Linked DNA regions of Mus musculus: region 2 is linked to region 1. A link is a loop called in an ENCODE intact Hi-C map of the cell type or tissue named here. Cell type or tissue: heart. All regions are shown on one strand. Links, peaks and the distances in the headings refer to the core of each region. The heading gives the core; the rest is flanking DNA.

What was found. Peaks named below come from ENCODE experiments on the same cell type or tissue, not always from the same donor. Only the 100,000 strongest peaks of a DNase experiment are listed, where the experiment ranks them.
Region 2: it touches region 1 in a loop (2.0-fold over the local background); 4 of 42 quality-filtered maps call a loop at or near these places.

The regions. Positions count from the first base shown.
Region 1 is chr6:93,145,979-93,154,168 of GRCm38, forward strand. No RefSeq gene overlaps it. Among named protein-coding and RNA genes, the nearest start is that of Gm38863, 44 kb to the right of the region's middle. In heart, for the core only: no CTCF peak of the experiment used is centred there; DNase peaks (open chromatin) are centred at 4,254 and 4,733; H3K27ac peaks cover 294 bases.
Region 2 is chr6:93,062,245-93,070,434 of GRCm38, forward strand. All of the region lies in intron 1 of 9530026P05Rik (RIKEN cDNA 9530026P05 gene), which reads left to right. Among named protein-coding and RNA genes, the nearest start is that of Adamts9, 120 kb to the left of the region's middle. In heart, for the core only: no CTCF peak of the experiment used is centred there; DNase peaks (open chromatin) are centred at 3,317 and 4,167; H3K27ac peaks cover 1,256 bases.

The DNA.
Region 1 (8,190 bases), core at 3,275-5,774:
ACAACTATTGAATTATTGAGATTAGAAGGTATGAAGTCGTGTTAGATAGTCGCTATAGTTTAGATGTGTTAGGGAACTTGTCCCCAGTGTGTCAGTACTGAAGCAATGAAATACCTAATACAAGGTAATGTATAGTGTGAGGTAGATTACTAGGGGCTCTATCCTTGGGAAGGTTGAATGCTAATTTTGAAGAGTTAGTTCTCAACAGAGTGGGCTCTTACAAAGCCGCTGCATGTCTGGCCTCTTCTGTTCCTCAGCCATATTGTGGTGGCCCAGTGGACTCTCTTTAGAAGTTGAACATGTGGGGCCACCTAATCTTGGATTGTCAACTCCCAAAATCTTTGAGCAAAATAAACCTTGTTCCTTATGAAATAGCCAGGATCATGTATTTGCTGGTGCAATATAAATGGACTAATGTAGTAGTCAAAAGCATGATCAGTAACTAAACGAAGATCAACTGAGTATGGCTACTTCTATTCAAGCAAATCACACTTGTCTAGACACATTTATATCTCAACTCAAACTCATACTTCAAAATATGGGAAACTAAAATAATTATAATTTGATATGTGGTATTTACTTATTTGGGGTTTAATAAACCACTTAGTGCTGTGTCCAATATGTTTCTAAATCAACCGAAACAACATCTGTCAAGCAAAGGCTTTCACAAACTGTAAATAACCTTGTAGAAAGGAAAAGTACCTTAGAAATTCAAGTGTATCATATATCTATTCCCTATTGCAACTTCTCTTACTCATTTTTCATACAAAGCACAGATTACATTGTATATGCAGATGTATAAACGTCATGTCAAAATCTCACTGAGGTTAAGGGAGTGGGGAAGAATGGCTTCACAAGTTTCTTGTGAGTTGATAAAAACTGATGTAGAAGCAAACAATGAGAGGATGCTCAGTCAAGGGAGGGGCAAGGGCTGTCACTCCGCCTGGGATGGGAAGGAAACATGGCAGCTGGTAACTGCAAATGAATCTTCTCAACACTTGCTGGGCTGGAGTTTTACCTTAGCCCAATGCTAGTTTTTACTTTCTTTTCTACTTTCTGGAGTTTCCTCACAAGGAATTGGCTCATGGAAAGCTCCTTTCTGGATTTTCACATTGGAGCTGCTAGGCGAGACTGAAGCTTGTGTTAAGTTGACCATCCAGAAGTGAAGTGTCCATGTAGACACAGATCGCCCTTCCTACTCCCTTTGAAAAGAGGTACAGCCTGAGCAGAAGACAAAGGAACTAGAAAACCAGTGGGGGATGTGTGCATCCGGTAAGGCTAAGCACAGAGCCACAGACACACACTAAGGTGCCATGTGTAGGGACTGGTCATGATGCTCACTCTAGTGATTTGAGTGAAAATGGCTCCCACGGGCTCATAGGGAGGGACACTATTAGGAGGTGTCTTCTCATTGGAGGAAGTGTGTAGCCTTGTTGGAGGAAATGTGTCACTGCAGATGGGCTTTGAGCTTTCAGATGTTCAAACCAGTCTCTCTCTCTCTCTCTCTCTCTCTCTCTCTCTCTCTCTCTCTCTCTCTCTCTCTCTCTTCCTGATGTCTCTCAATCCAGACATAGAACTCTTAGCTCCAGCATCATGTCTGCCTGCATACTACCATGATGATAAGGAAATATACCTCTGAACCTGTAAGCCAGCCTCAATTAAATGTTTTCCCATATAAGAGTTGCCCATGATCATGATGTCTCTTCACAGCAATAAAACCCTAAATAAGACATTTACAGTTTGTGGTGGCTTCCTTTTAATTTTTCTTTTTCTTTTCTTTTCTTTTTTGAGTCTGGTTCTCCTTTAGCTCGGGCTAGCTTCTAACTCAGTATATGGCTAAGAATGAATTCTGACCCCCCCTGACTTCATAATGCTGGGATTTTAGGCATGTGCCATTGACCTAAATTATTCATGACAGGGAACTGAACTCAGGGTCTTGTGCATGCTAGGCTAGCACTCTACCAAATGAGCTATAGCCCCAGCTCTCATTTTCTTACTTTCAAAATAAATTATTGGTAAAAAGGAATACTGTAGGCAGATCCCATCCTAAACAATATGGCACTATCTCTAACCCACCATCCACATCTTCAGCGAGTACATCACAGACATCTGTTAGAATTTCATAGTTTTGATCAAGGCTTTGAATCTCCTGATGTATTCTAATCTGCACTATATTGATAAGAGTTAAGCTATTGACCTGTGCTTGGCACCTTACGTGAGCTATATCATCAGATTATCAGGAAAAAAGACTCAACCCCTAGGGTTCCTAAAGGATTGGCAATAAGAGTGAGGGATGAAACCATTGTGCATTCTCCACGACTAGAAACTATAGACATACTGAGTCCAAAGCAAAATTTTACATGAAGTCAGTCCATTAGGTGGAACCACATGAAAGTCTGGTTTTTGTAGGTCAAAATGGTTGACTGGTGGGCAACATTACAAGATTGATACTAACATTTAGCTAGCATGTCAGCTGCCTTTAATGGAAAGGCAGTATCTTTATTTATTTGTTACCTTTATTAAATGATTGGCATTGATGATTTTTTCACCATCCTTTTCCCATTTGAAGAATAAACAAATTTTAAACTGTAAACAAAACGATGTACACCTATTTTGTTTGACGACCTCAAAACAACAGAAGCATTTTGTTGTTTTTCAAAGGAAAGTTGGAGCACTGAGATGTGGCTAACACAATTTTCAAGACTTTGCTTAATTTTACCTTTTTTTAGTTCCTTGTAGATTTTACAACAATCTCTGGTAGAACTGGCCCACAATGAGCTGAATGTCCATCTTTTTTTAAAATTAGATATTTTCTTCATTTATATTTCAAATGCTATCCCCTTTCCTAGTTTCCCCTCTGAAAATCTCCTATCCCCTGCCCCCTCCCCCTGCTCCCCAACCCACCCATTCCCTCATCCTGGCCCTGGCATTCCTTTATACTGGGGCATAGAACCTTCACAGGACCAAGGGCCTCTCCTCCCATTGATTCGGCCGACTCAGCCATGCTCTGCTACTAGAGCACCAGCTAGCTAGAGCCACAAGTCCCTCTGTGTGTTTTCTTTGATTGGTGGTTTAGCCCCAGGGAGCTCTGGGGGTACTGGTTAGTTCATATTGTTGTTCCTCCTAGAGGACTGCAAACCCCTTCAGCTCCTTAGGTACTTTCTCTAGCTCCTTCATTGGGGACCCTGTGCTCCGTCCAATGGATGGCTGTGAGCATCCACTTCTGTATTTGTCAGGCACTGGCAGAGCCTCTCAGGAGACAGCTATATCAGGCTCCTATCAGCAAAATCTTTTTGCATTAGTGTCTGGGTTTGGTGGTTGTTTATGGGATGGATCCCCAGGTATTCATCTTAGTGGTCAAAAAGACATGCAGGGGCAGGAGTGGGAGGAGTGGGCTCCATCCCCTTTCCACAGCTAACTCAGTGCACTGAATCTGGGCTAGGATTCCAAGGAAAACTCCAAACCCAATTCCTGTGTTAGAAAGTGAGTAAGTGAGTAAACTAGATATGGAAGCTGTCATGATGAGAAAGAGAGAGAGGGAGAGAGAGAAAGAGAGAGAGAGGAAGAAGGAGGAGGAGGAAGATTAGAAGTGGGTGGAAGAGAAAAGAGAAGATAAAGAGTACCAGAAGGACTGAGAAGGGGAAGAGCTGAGCGAGCCAAGGGAGGGGACCAGAGAGAAGTCACAAGGAAAGTTAGGGGAAAGGAGAGGGCTTAGCTTCCAGGCAGGATTCACACACAGGTCACCTAGAGAGGAGGAGGAGAGTAGATGCTTCTTGCTTTTAAGTTATAACTTATTCCTTCTATCCTTCCAGAAGAACTTAGAGTGTCTAGGAAAGAAAGGGGCAGGAACATTCTCTCAGAAATGCTTTCAGAGAGAAAATGTTTAATTTCTACTTCTTATTCTGTTCCCAGTGACATATAACAACTCAGATAAAACTAAATTAGGCAACAGATTAATAACAAAATGGAAGGAAAGAAGGCAGAAGGGGAGGAGAGAAGGAGGGAAGGAAGGAAGGGCAGAAGAATGGAAGGAGGGAAGGCAGACAGGCAGGCAGGCAGGCAGGCAGGCAGGCCAGCTAGCCATGCTTTTCTCCCTAACAGCCTCGCCAGTCATTTTGGGGACTAATGCATCTGTTAATTCTAATCCTTCTGGAAAGGAACACAAACAGGACGTGTCCTGGAAACGTTGTTTGACATGTGGATTAGGCAATGTTGACAAACAGAACAGTCTGTCAGATACCTCCTCAAACCCCTAACACCTGGAGAAATGGGCCCCACACTCATGTCATGCCCTGCCCCCACCCCCAGGATCGGTGTCTCATCTCCTGGCATATGTAGACCTGTCACACTTTTTTGAAAGGACAACAAAAAAAGAGGACTCCCATGTCACTTCTCAGGTCACTTTCTTCTTTACATGCCACTGCAGTAAGCAATTCCCAGACAACCAGCTATCAGCTATTGTAATGACTCCAGTAAACAAATACAATAAATAGTAAACAATCCATCTCCTCTGAATCCTGTTCTCAGGCCCCTTCTCCTAGAACCACTTTCCTCTCTCCAGAAGCAACTTTGAGGGCCAAAGATAAGGATATTATTTGCACACATGCCAGATCACTGGCAGTGTGTGTTTTCAAACTGCCAAAAAAAAATGTGAAAAGGAAGTGTGTTGAATTCAGCTTCCTATGAATTGGCTTCAACTGGATGTCAGACACATTCTCCCTGGCATCTGCAGTCAGAGCAGAGAGACAGCTGTGAAAAGCATCGTCCAGCCAAAACGTGATTTCAAAAAGGTCATTTGATCACATGATTTATTTATATTGTTTCTCCATGGTACAAAGTGTTCTGATTCATATGCAGGACCCAGAGAGGGAGGATTAGAAAGAAAAAGAAAAAAGAAAAAGAAACCCTAAGGCCCATGACTCAGGGGCCCTGCAGAGGCCAAGGGGATGGCTTGGCTGCATTTTGAAGGCTTTTTGAAGCCTTCGACCCAAACCATGTTCTTCCGCATCAATCAAATTTAAAAAAGGATGCCATATCATGATAGGATTGATCTCTTTCCATACCCTCTGAAGCTTCATAAGAAACATGATTAGAGGCGGGCCTTGCTGTTACTCAGCAAGAACAATCACCATAGTCTTCTTCATTCAGAAGAGAAAACCAGGGGTCAACTTAATCACATTTCTAATGCTTTATCTTCTCCACATGGTGTGCGCCAACTTGAAGAGTTTGAGCTTTCTCTCTTGTCTTTTCTCTCCCAATGAGGCCTTGTCAATCCCATTCTAAGTAGACCTAGAGGATTTCCTAGGAAGGTTGGAACAGATGGTTTGTTTATATTCCCTTGGCTTTATCATTGCTTCCTAGATACAGGACTGGGGCTTTTAACCCCATGTTTATTTTTTTTAATTAGGTATTTTCCTCATTTATATTTCCAATGCTATCCCAAAAGTCCCCCGTACCCTCACCCCCAACCCCCTACCCACCCACTCCCATTTTTTGGCCCTGGCATTCCCCTGTACTGGGGCAAAGTTTGCGTGTCCAATGAGCCTCTCTTTCCAGTGATGGCCGACTAGGCCATCTTTTGATACATATGCAGCTAGAGTCAAGAGCTCCGGGGTACTGGTTAGTTCATAATGTTGTTCCACCGATAGGGTTGCAGATCCCTTTAGCTCCTTGTAACCCCATGTTTATAATGTTGACAGGTAGAATTTATTGGATGAATATTTCTTTGACCATATATATTATTTAACCTCTCTCTGATATGAAGTCCAAGCTAAATATTCTGATGTTGTTTGGTTGGTTTTTTTTTTGTTTGTTTGTTTGTTTGTTTATCTTTCTACTAAATCCCTATTCCAGATCATTTTCTCTTAGCTGTCCTTAGAGATGGAAGTCAGGAGTTTGAAAATGTCTTCTGAGCATTACCAATACTCAAAGAAAAGAAGAGTCAGATCTATTGAGAACGAAAAGAATGTAACATTGGTCACGCAATACAACCAGTGCTAAGCACCTTTTCTTCTTTTTCCCCCTTCCCCTTCCCCTTCCCCTTCCCCTTCCCCCTTCCCCTTCCCCTTCCCCCTTCCCCCTCCCCCCTCCCCCTCCCCCTCCCCCTCCCCCTCCCCCTCCCCCTCTTCTTCTTCTTCTTCTTCTTCTTCTTCTTCTTCTTCTTCTTCGTCTTCTTCGTCTTCTTCGTCTTCTTCGTCTTCTTCGTCTTCTTCGTCTTCTTCGTCTTCTTCGTCTTCTTCATCTTCAGAAGTGGCTCACTAGGAAAGACATGAAGCACAGAGTATATTCAGTGATAATATCTGTGGATATGGTTGACTGATTTGTCTCTTGGTTGCTGGAATCTGACATTTCCACAAAATTTGACTTGAGAATGACTTAAGACTTAAAGCTCCTGAATCTACAGCAGTGGCACCCAGTTGGTTTCCAGGGACTCAGTAATTTCTCTGTAGTTTTCCTTAAAGAAGCATTATTTAAACTAAGACGGCCTTTTCTCCTGAAGTTGGAAAAAATTAAAAGTCAAGTATCAATACTATGTGAAACAATTCTCTGATGTGCTGAGTTTTATGTCTCTCCAAAACTGTGTCATTCCTGACAGGGCTGGTTTTGAGAGGGTATGTCTCTGGTCAAAGGCATATGACATTGGCCTTTCTGGACAAACCCTGGACTTTGATGTTGAAATTCAGTCCATTTTGCTTTTCTTTGCTCTGGGTCAGAAAAGAGAGTCCTAAGTTGTGAGAAGTCACATTCAGAATTAGGAAGACCATCTGAATCATTAGAATAGAAATAAGAGTGTAGGACCAGAAAAGTAGAAAAATTACCTGAAACTTAAAATAAGGCATTGGGGCTCTTCAAATTTATGTCAAGAGTTCTAACCGAGACTGTAAACATGTAGAAAACAAACAGTGCAATAGTCTCTTATTTGGACACCTGTGTATTTGCATACTTTGTGAAATAAATGAGTGTCAAAACACGGGGCAGAACCAGAGAACTGTGAGCTGGCTACTTCATTAGCCAGACCAGCTTTCATTGAGCTGCTCACTGTCATTCAGTAACTAAGTCATGCTGGATCAAGTCCAAAGCCAATGTCTTCCTTTTATGGATAGTGAGGCTTCTCTACTACAGTCAGAGCATTCTTTGTCAATTAATTATAATCCTATTAATACAGCATGCCACTAACTAATGGATTCATAAAATAATAAGACGGTACATATGCCCATCGTTTTAGTCTAGAAATAAATTCCCACTAGTCTTAACTCCTTAACCTCAAAGACAGAATATTATCATCTTCATTTTACAAACAATTTCTTCACTCTCTAAAACTCAAAGCTTAGATAGGAACTTAAGTCTTTGTTGAGGTGGACAGTGGGGTTCAACACACCTAGAGTTTAGTCTGTGGGTAGTTCTTGTACTTGCTAGATGAGTGATCTTGGGTGAATCATTTAAACTTTTCTCAGGGGAACACAGGACTGGCGCTGTGTAATGAGCATCAAAGAGAGCTTTTGTTGACAGCTCTAACACGTTGGCTGGGTCACAGTAATTACACAATAAACTGTTTATTATAACTCAGGAACCACGCTCATGAACAAGAGCAATAAACTCATTGTTTGGTTCCATTGTCTTGGTTGTGCGGGAATGATAGCCAGTCTGGTTTTATGGTATAGTTGACACATGTCTCCAGAAGCCTTTTTTAAAAAGTGAGTGGAGCTTAAAATATTGAAGAAAAAAAAATCCTCAAGGCTGTTTGAAAGCAGTCAGAACTCCTGCTTTAACTTTCTTTCCTTCTCTGGGACCTCTTACGACTTCCACCGAAGTTTTCTTAACCTTCCAGGGAAGTCATCAATGGGAAGTCATCAACATATGAGAGCCATGTGAAAGAGGAGGATTATAGAAACCAGCCTCACAGGCTGCCAGGCCTGGAAATGGATTCCAAACTCCGAATCCTTGGGCTTTAGGTCCCATTCGGATACAGCAAATCTGGGGCAGAACAATAAGCAGGTAAGCTTCGAGCAAAGCCAAGGCGAACTTAATCGTTGGGATCCCATGCTGAAAATGCATTGAAAAGAGACAAGGCCAGCTCTGTACAAGGAGAGGAGAGGAGGCTGGGAAGCCAGCAAGGAGGAGCACTGCAAAGGCCCTGAAAGAGCTGGGAACACAGACCAGGGACACATTCCTAAAACACAGTTACCTGAT
Region 2 (8,190 bases), core at 3,199-5,698, 84 kb before region 1:
AAGAGTATTGTTTTATCTCTTGCCATCGCTGGGGTTTCAAGGGGTGAATTCAACTGGGGACAAAGTCTGCTTTGTCTTTTCCAACCCACTGAGACGATTAAATTGACCTTTCATATACTCTGTGGTTGTCACAGCCCAAGGTGTTGGGGTTCCTTGAGAATACTCTCCTTTTCTCCCACAAGGGGTACAGCATCTATACAGATGCTGTGGGCCTGAGGGGCAGTGGGCTTCTCCCCGTTTCCCTTTTTAATTTTTAAAAGTAAGAATGTACTCTCGAGCAAATTCATGTTTACATGAAAGATGAAAAGCAAAGACAAAGAGCTGTCTTCTTTTCCCCCAACGGCTTCTTCCGGTTTTCCCTGGTGATATCATTTGCATTTATGGCGTGTTTATTAAGCCACTGATGAGGCAAGTGCCAATACTTTATCTTATTAGACCAATTATATTAGGTTATATCACGAGTGCACAGCTTACATATGGGTCATTCTGCATTGTACATGGAGTGGGTTTGGTCAGCATTATGACATGTACCTACCACACCTAACACTGTTCTTGTGTGTTCTACCAGCTCATCCCTCACTCCTACCCACCACTCTACCCGGGCAAGCGCTTACCCTTTCACCCTCTCGAATGCCATAGGGTTGGCATCATCGGACAGTCATTCAGACAAGCATCTTTCACTGAGCGTTGGGGCAAGTCTGCATTGGGATAAGTTTCTTCCCTGTTTTGTGCCTTGATAGCTCATTTCCTTTTTTTTTTTTTTTTTTTTTTTAACTACTTGAGAGTCTCTTGAGGTGCTGGGGATTGAACACAGCAGCTTTCCTACTTTGGCCAAGTGCTGCACCATGGAACAATATCCAGATCTTGTTGTCAAATAGTTTCTACCTTACTTTAAAAGCTTTTCATATAACAAGTAATATTCTTGGCCCTGTTCCCACGCCTCCTATGAGATATTTCCTATGAGATAACCTAAATTTTAGAAAGGGCCTTATTTTGTGTGTTATTTCGAAAGCTAAAATGACTAAAGAAACATTTCAAGTGATGCTTTTGTAAGGTAGAGAAGCAGAAAACTAACTGTAATTCGTTAAGTTGGCGTGGGCTATGGGCAGCATTGGTATTCATGACAATTGTATCCAGACAAATTTATAGTCATATAATTAGTGTTTCTCTTGAAATAAATGATCTCCTGGTTTTCCCCCCAGCAACTTTGGAGGTCCCACTCACAGTTTAGTTATAACATTCACAAATTCACTATTAAAAGATGGATCAAATATTTTTCTCTTTATTTACATTTCTGGAACAGAACATACCTAATCTGTCTAGGAAAGTAATATGTAAGATGTGCTCCCATTTAGCTGTCCTGAGACATGGAGGCTGGGTGGAACCTCACTCTGTACAAGTCATAGAACACGAGGGTCTGACCTGAATGCCCTTGTCACGCCCCGAAGAGAGAAGCCTTCTTAAACATCCTCACGACTCAGCGTAGTCATCCATAAACCGCAACTAACGACAGTTTCCACCCTCTAAGACTGTTCTGGAGGACAAAGGAGGAATCCCTACAGAGTGTGCCAACTACAAAGCAACAACAAAAACTCCTTGCAAACAGTGATAAGCAATCCAGGGCCTTTGGCTCCTGGAGAAAGCAAGGCTGAGTCCATTTAGGTGCTCATTAAATTAGTTCCTGACTGTCCACGGATGCAAAAGTGGGGTTAATCCTGTTACAGATGTATTCCTAGCTAAGTCTGTCCAAGAGGCCAGTTTCACTGAGACGAAGGGAAATGGAGAGGTCAGGGGCCATGTGAAATGTTACAGAATTGAGCACACTACTCCTTTTTATTTGGCTCTACATCTGCTGTGACAGGGTCAGTGATAATAATTTTCAATCTCTACTCTGTGTACCTTAAAAGTTCCATTTCCCAAGCAAGTATCTGCACTGGGAGATCATCAGTAGACAACATGATTCCCAAGTAGTTGCTTGTGGTGTGTGTGTGTGTGTGTGTGTGTGTGTGTGTGTGTGTGTGTGTGTTGTGTGTGTGTGTGAGATGATGATACCCATTTTTTATCAACAGTTAACTTGAGGTACAGCAGACAGATTCAGGATTGCTCCTTGCCTCCTCCCATGCCTCTTTCTCCTATTATACAACTTTGTAAGATCCCAGTGATATGAGAAATCTACGTCTCGGATTCTGTATTATGGAAAGTGAGTGAGGAGTTACTGCGTCTGTGTATCTGTCAGCAAGCTTCTGACCCTCTGGGTTTCAGCTCTGGATCATGTTCCTTGTGTTATTGCTCTCTGCTCTCTGCCTCTGCATCAGTGCTGTCCTGACCTTGGCAGCCCGTACAGAGTGCTGACCAGGAGGCAGCCAGACTCGTTCGTCTATGCTCTCATGTTAGAGCTCTACTTGTATTTCTGGATTATAGTTTTATACTTTAAAAAGATGGAGGAGGAGGAGGATATCTAGATCTCGTCAAACCCAGGGTGCTCTGAATATCATTTTATCATGAATTTGATGTGCTTTAATTTTGCAGAATAAGCTTCCTTTGCCAAAGGTAGACTACAAACCCTGCAACAGCCTGTTCCCTTACATTTTTGTGTATCCATCAAAAATATGGATGGGTATCCTAGAAAGTATGCTTGAAATGATTATGGAAGGAGAGGCCCAGGAAGATGGGAAAACAACAGTCTGGTGTTGGGGAGATGTTATCTAGAGTGACACCAGGCAGGCATAAACCACCTGATCGTAGACTTGATGATGAGAGCAGATTTGAAATCAACTTGCACTTTTAACTGTCCATTCCAACAAACCAGTCCAACTCTCAACTGCTTGTGTAGCAAATGAGATAATGCTTATCTCGGCATTCTTGAAATTTTGTTTATTTAAAATAAACAAAACCTGCCTAAATCAGGAACAGTTTTATGACCTGTTCTCTTCTATTCGGTTGTTAAGTGTTCTGGATGAAGGGGCACAGGGCATGGAACACCATTGAAATTTACCACCCTAAAATCCCAAGATCTGAAGAAACATGCATGAGATATGTGTTTGATAAATGAACATTGAAACTGTGTGTGTTGAAACCTTCATTAAAGCAAGGATTTTGAAGTATGGCTTCTGACTCTTTCTCCAGGACTTTGGGCATTTGGGTCAAAAGTGCATCATCATTAATGCGGTCTTCGTTGCTATTGAAAATGGATTCTGTTTACATCAGTCCTATTTACAGCATCGTTCCCGGGACTCAAATAAAACAAGGCTCTCCCACCCACTAGTTTGCAAGTTGTGCAAAGTACAGCCTTCTATTGTGACATGTATCCTGGCAGTTTGCCACTGTCTGGCCTACCCTACTGCAGGGTCAGAATCCCCCGCTGTATCCTGTAAAATCGCTGAACTCTTGGGAAAGTACTAAGAGACTGGAAGAAGCATTCAGCATCTCTCTTGAGATGAGTAAATTACATGGAAGGCTATGGGTATTTTATGATCTGTTATAGATGGAGAATTCAAGGTGCAGTTTGCCTTTTTTTTTTCTCTTTACTTAAAGCAAGAAAAGCTTAGCAGTGAAACTCATTTTCCATGACTCCCAAATGGTTTCACAATAAATCTGTGAACTTAATCAGCTTCTTCTGTTGAGGAAACCTCCTCTAATTGTGTTCTTGTGTGAAATAGACACGATGACAAAAAATACTCCAACTCTCAAAGAAAGTGTGGATCACTGTAATCTGGGGAATAACAGTCTCAGTGTCCAGTGAAGAGGAGCCAAGATCGTGCTGTCTCTGGTAGTATTTCTTTTCTAGATAATTGTCAGGCTCTTCTTTCTTGGTCAACAGTATGACAACGAATATCCTGAATTAAGTGTCTCTGGGACATAATGGTGTAGTAACTAGGAGCACTGCCAACTAGATTTCTAGAAATTCCCACAAGACTCCTGCAGAGCCACAAGGCACTATAACAGCAAATGAACACAGAGATGAAACACAGAACCTGAACGCCTTGCTTTCATCTCTTTTCCTGGTCTCTAGAAGCCAATGCCTGTCTTTCTTTCCCTTTCCTCCATGCCAAGTATGGCGGGTGCAGAGGGGACATGCCCGGAATGTTAGCACAGCTGATTACTGTCAGCTAGCAAAGCAATCTGGTGGAAAGAAGACAACAAGGACTCCGTGCGCTTGCTTCTTCCTGTTCCTCGGTTCTTGGGCAGTGACCTTCAGAGCTGCCGGGGTTTGTGGGAGCCGGTGGGTGTGGTCTGAGAGGGAGAGTCTACAATTGGAAGCTGACCTTTCGGAGTCTAGATTTTTTTCCGTCCTGGAAAATAAGAACTAAGCATAGAAATTGAATTAGAAGTGGAAGGATTTCCCAAGGCTCTCATTTGTCCCAGCTGCATCCACAGAGCCCACTTTTGCCTTGCTCCTCTCATTCCCAGCTAGGATTCCTGCCTGTCCCTCCTTACTCCGGGCTGGGTGCTGAGGTCAGCAGAAGCACCTTTGAGACAAACACACAAACTAAGCTGTCGTCAGCAGACCCAGCCTCAAAATTGGAGGAGGAATTGTGAAAACATCGTTTCCCTGCAAATCGGACACCCTCCTCACTCCCACAACAAAAGAACTAGTGTTTCTAAATGCTCTTGCCGCAGGCCCTCACCCGCCTGTGAATAGGGGCACGGAGGGGACAGAAACACCATAAAATCCTAGGTTCTCTCCACTCAGCCTCAAGCTGTGGTTTCCTATTTCCTCCCACTGGACAGCTTCAGTATTAATTGCTCCCAAAACCAACAGTAAAATTTCACTACCGCTCCTAGCAGGCAAAAAAACCCTCAGGTCTTCTGGGAAATTCGGAGCAGGGCTTGGTGACCCTGGCATCTCCCTCCTGTATACACACTAGCAGTGGGGGGTTCCAGACAGGTCTTTGGTTTGGGGCACAGGCTCTCAGCAAAGAGTAGTCCAAAGCTGCACATGAGAATTCACTAGAAATGCAAATTTTCAGCTCAACAGAAGCCCCAGGACTTGGCTGCCTCCTTAGTTTGTTGAAGGAAAAAAAAAAACCTGTAAGTGATTTCAGTTCACTTAAATCATTAGGATTAGCGATCGAGGCTAGGCATTTATTTTGTCAGAATACTGCAGACTTTTATTGTTGTCTGTGTGGTCTTTGGCGTACTTCCTTTAGTTTCTGTCTGGCAGGCTCTTAGTCTTTAAGTCCTTCTGAAAATACCCTCTATAAGTAAGTCTCCATCACCCTCCCAACCTAAGGAATAGAATGTCCTCTTATGTGTGTTATGACATTTGGAGCATCTTACTAATATATTTTGTTAAAACTATATCAAGTTCCTCGGTTCTGTTCCAGGTTCAGAAATAAGAACATGCTTACATCAGCAAATGCTTTGTGTAGACTATTGTGGGACTGTCGTTTTGTTTCTGGTGATGCCAAAATAAGATTTTTAAATTGATTAAAGAAATCAAAATTTAAGATCATATCCCAGGCTTCAGACCTCACCTCTGACATGTGCTGGCCTTAGGTAGTGATTTGACCACTTTAATTGTCAAGTATAATGAGGACATGGGTGCTTCTTGTGTTTACCCCAGTGTGACTGGATGGCTGAAGGAGTAGTCCAGCTAGCACGGTAGCTGACCTGTGAAAGTTGGTTGCTACTGGTAATGTTATTCTTTTCGTCTTCATCCTCACTAGAATGTTGTTAGCAGTGTTCACTGTGCCTGGAATAGAGAACACAGGCAAAAGCATCTGTGAAAAAAATCTTTGGAAAGATCAAGGTCGTGGCCTTATCTCTTATAGTTCCTGAAATGGAGGCAGATTTGAGGAAGTAGGCACTCACTGTAGGCAAATTTGACTTTTCATAATGTGCTTCGTGAAACAGACTGAAAGGTGTTGATGACTTCCAAATTTCCTTTCTCAACTGTTCAGGACCCATCACTGCCTCCGGGACATCATGTAAATTTGTCATATAAAATGGCCATTAGAGCAAGGATCAAAGCTTTGACAGTGAGTCAGAGTCACCTTCTTGTTGAAGTCATGAAGACTAAGGTGAAGCACAGGGGTGGTAGAAAGCATATTTCAGTAGCAGACCCAATAATTTTTTTTTAAAAAAATAACCCTTAAGTAGCTTAAGATAAAAAAACAGACAAACCTGAAATAGGTTTTCTGATTAAAAAATATCTCATTTTGTAGGAAGCCACCCTCACATTCGCCGTTGCAAGATGGCGCTGACATCCTGTGTTCTAAGTGGTAAACAAATAATCTGCGCATGTGCCAAGGGTAGTTTTCCACTACATGTGCTCTGCCTTCCCCGTGACGACAACTCGGCCGATGGGCTGCAGCCAATCAGGGAGTAATACGTCCTAGGCGGAGAATAATTCTCCTTAAAAAGGGACGGGGTTTCGCCATTCACGCTCTTGCTTTTGCTCTCTTGAGCTCTTGCGCTCTAGCTCCTAAAGATGTAAGCAATAGAGCTCTCTCGCTCTTGCGCTCTGGCTCTGGCTCCTAAAGATGTAAGCAATAGAGCTCTTGCTCTCTTGCTCTCTTGCTCCTGAAGATGTAAGCAATAAAGTTTTGCCGCAGAAGATTCCGGTTTGTTGTGTTCTTCCTGGCCGGTCGCGAGAACGCGTGTAAGACCATTTAACCTCATAACCTTGAAAATGTAGTGAGATGGATAGCCACGCTCTCTGTAAGTCATCTTTGCAGATCAGTTCCAGCTCAGACTCTTTGCCCTTTCTCTTCTCCTCCTGATCCTCTCTGATCTCCTTCTGCCACTTTTCATCAGCATTTGTTTTGTTTCTCTGGGTGTGTAAGCATGCCAGCTTATGCACAATTGTGTGGACTTAGGTCAACAATGGCTGTCCTCCTCAATCCGTTTTTATTTTTTGAGAGAGGGTCTCTCACTTAACGTGGAACTCACTGATTTGGCTAGACTGGCTGGCCAGCAAGCCCCAGTAATAACGTCTTCTGTCATTAAAGGTGTGCCCTGCCATTCCCGGTTCTGTATGTATATAGTTTTAGTGGTTGGGCCAAGTCCTTAGTCATTATACTTACATAGCATAAGTATATAGAGTGTATACACTTAAATAAATATATATAGAACTCATTATATAGCTCATTACCAACCCAACCATTTCTGCCTACTGCCATTCATCATTCTAGAAAACCAGAAAAGAAAAGAGAGAGAGTTACCAATCAACACATCTCAAAATTTGCTTCTGTCTCACAAACCCTAAAATCTTTACAAAATATAACAAAGGGATATTGTGCACATATTTTTATGACACAGAAGCCAAGTTCTGATAATAAAATATAATCTTGCAACCAGAACTAGTAGTATTAAGCCAAGATTCAGGTTTGAAATTGTGCTCTTTGGTGTGTATAGAGATGAGGGAGAAAGCCCTTGGCTCATCTGGTTAGAATGCACTGTCAGAATAGCTTGGATTTCAGTTAGGATCTCCATCTTTTAGTATAACCCAGGTTTTTTCTTCTAAGTCTGTCCATGACTGAGATGCCAGGGGAACCTAAATGAAGAGTTAGAAGACTTGGTGGCATAAGACTATAAACCACCCAAGGCTGATTCTGAAAACCCAACAGCTCTTAGAGCAGGCAACTCTCATATGTGTCTGTAGGAGAGGAGAAAGAGAGAGGCAGAAGGAGAGAAGCAGAGAGGGAGGGGAAGGGGAGGGAGAGAGAGGAAGACCCAGCAAGTAACAGCTCTTTGAAGAGCCAGCAGTTTGGGCAGTGCTGTGCTGATTGCCAGTCAGTCCTGTCCCATTAGCTTCAGCCAGCCAATGTACCTTGAGAGGACCCCAGAGCTGAAATGTAGCTTGGCATCTGGCTAGGCCTGTGACTTCCCTGGGGATCAGGGAGCTCTGTGGCAAGGAGGATGCCAATGCCAGTCCCTCACAATGTGGGGAGATTAAGCACGAGAAAATGGAGTCTTCACCAAGTCTCTGGCTGAACTTTAGCATATACATGTGGCGATAAATCCTAAAGCCAATATCCTTCTTACTACAGAGAAAACTAGGTGCCCCTGGGGGGCCACACAGGCAGCAGGAAGCTGTTTGCTTGTTTGTTTGTTTGTTTAAAAATTCCTTTGTGTTGTTCAAGGTCGGCTTTGGTGCTAGTAAGGAAGAGACTTTGTTGTGTTTTCTCTCTGAAGTTGCAATACACAAGCAGGCATTCAGACTTGGCAACACTAAAGCATGGTTTG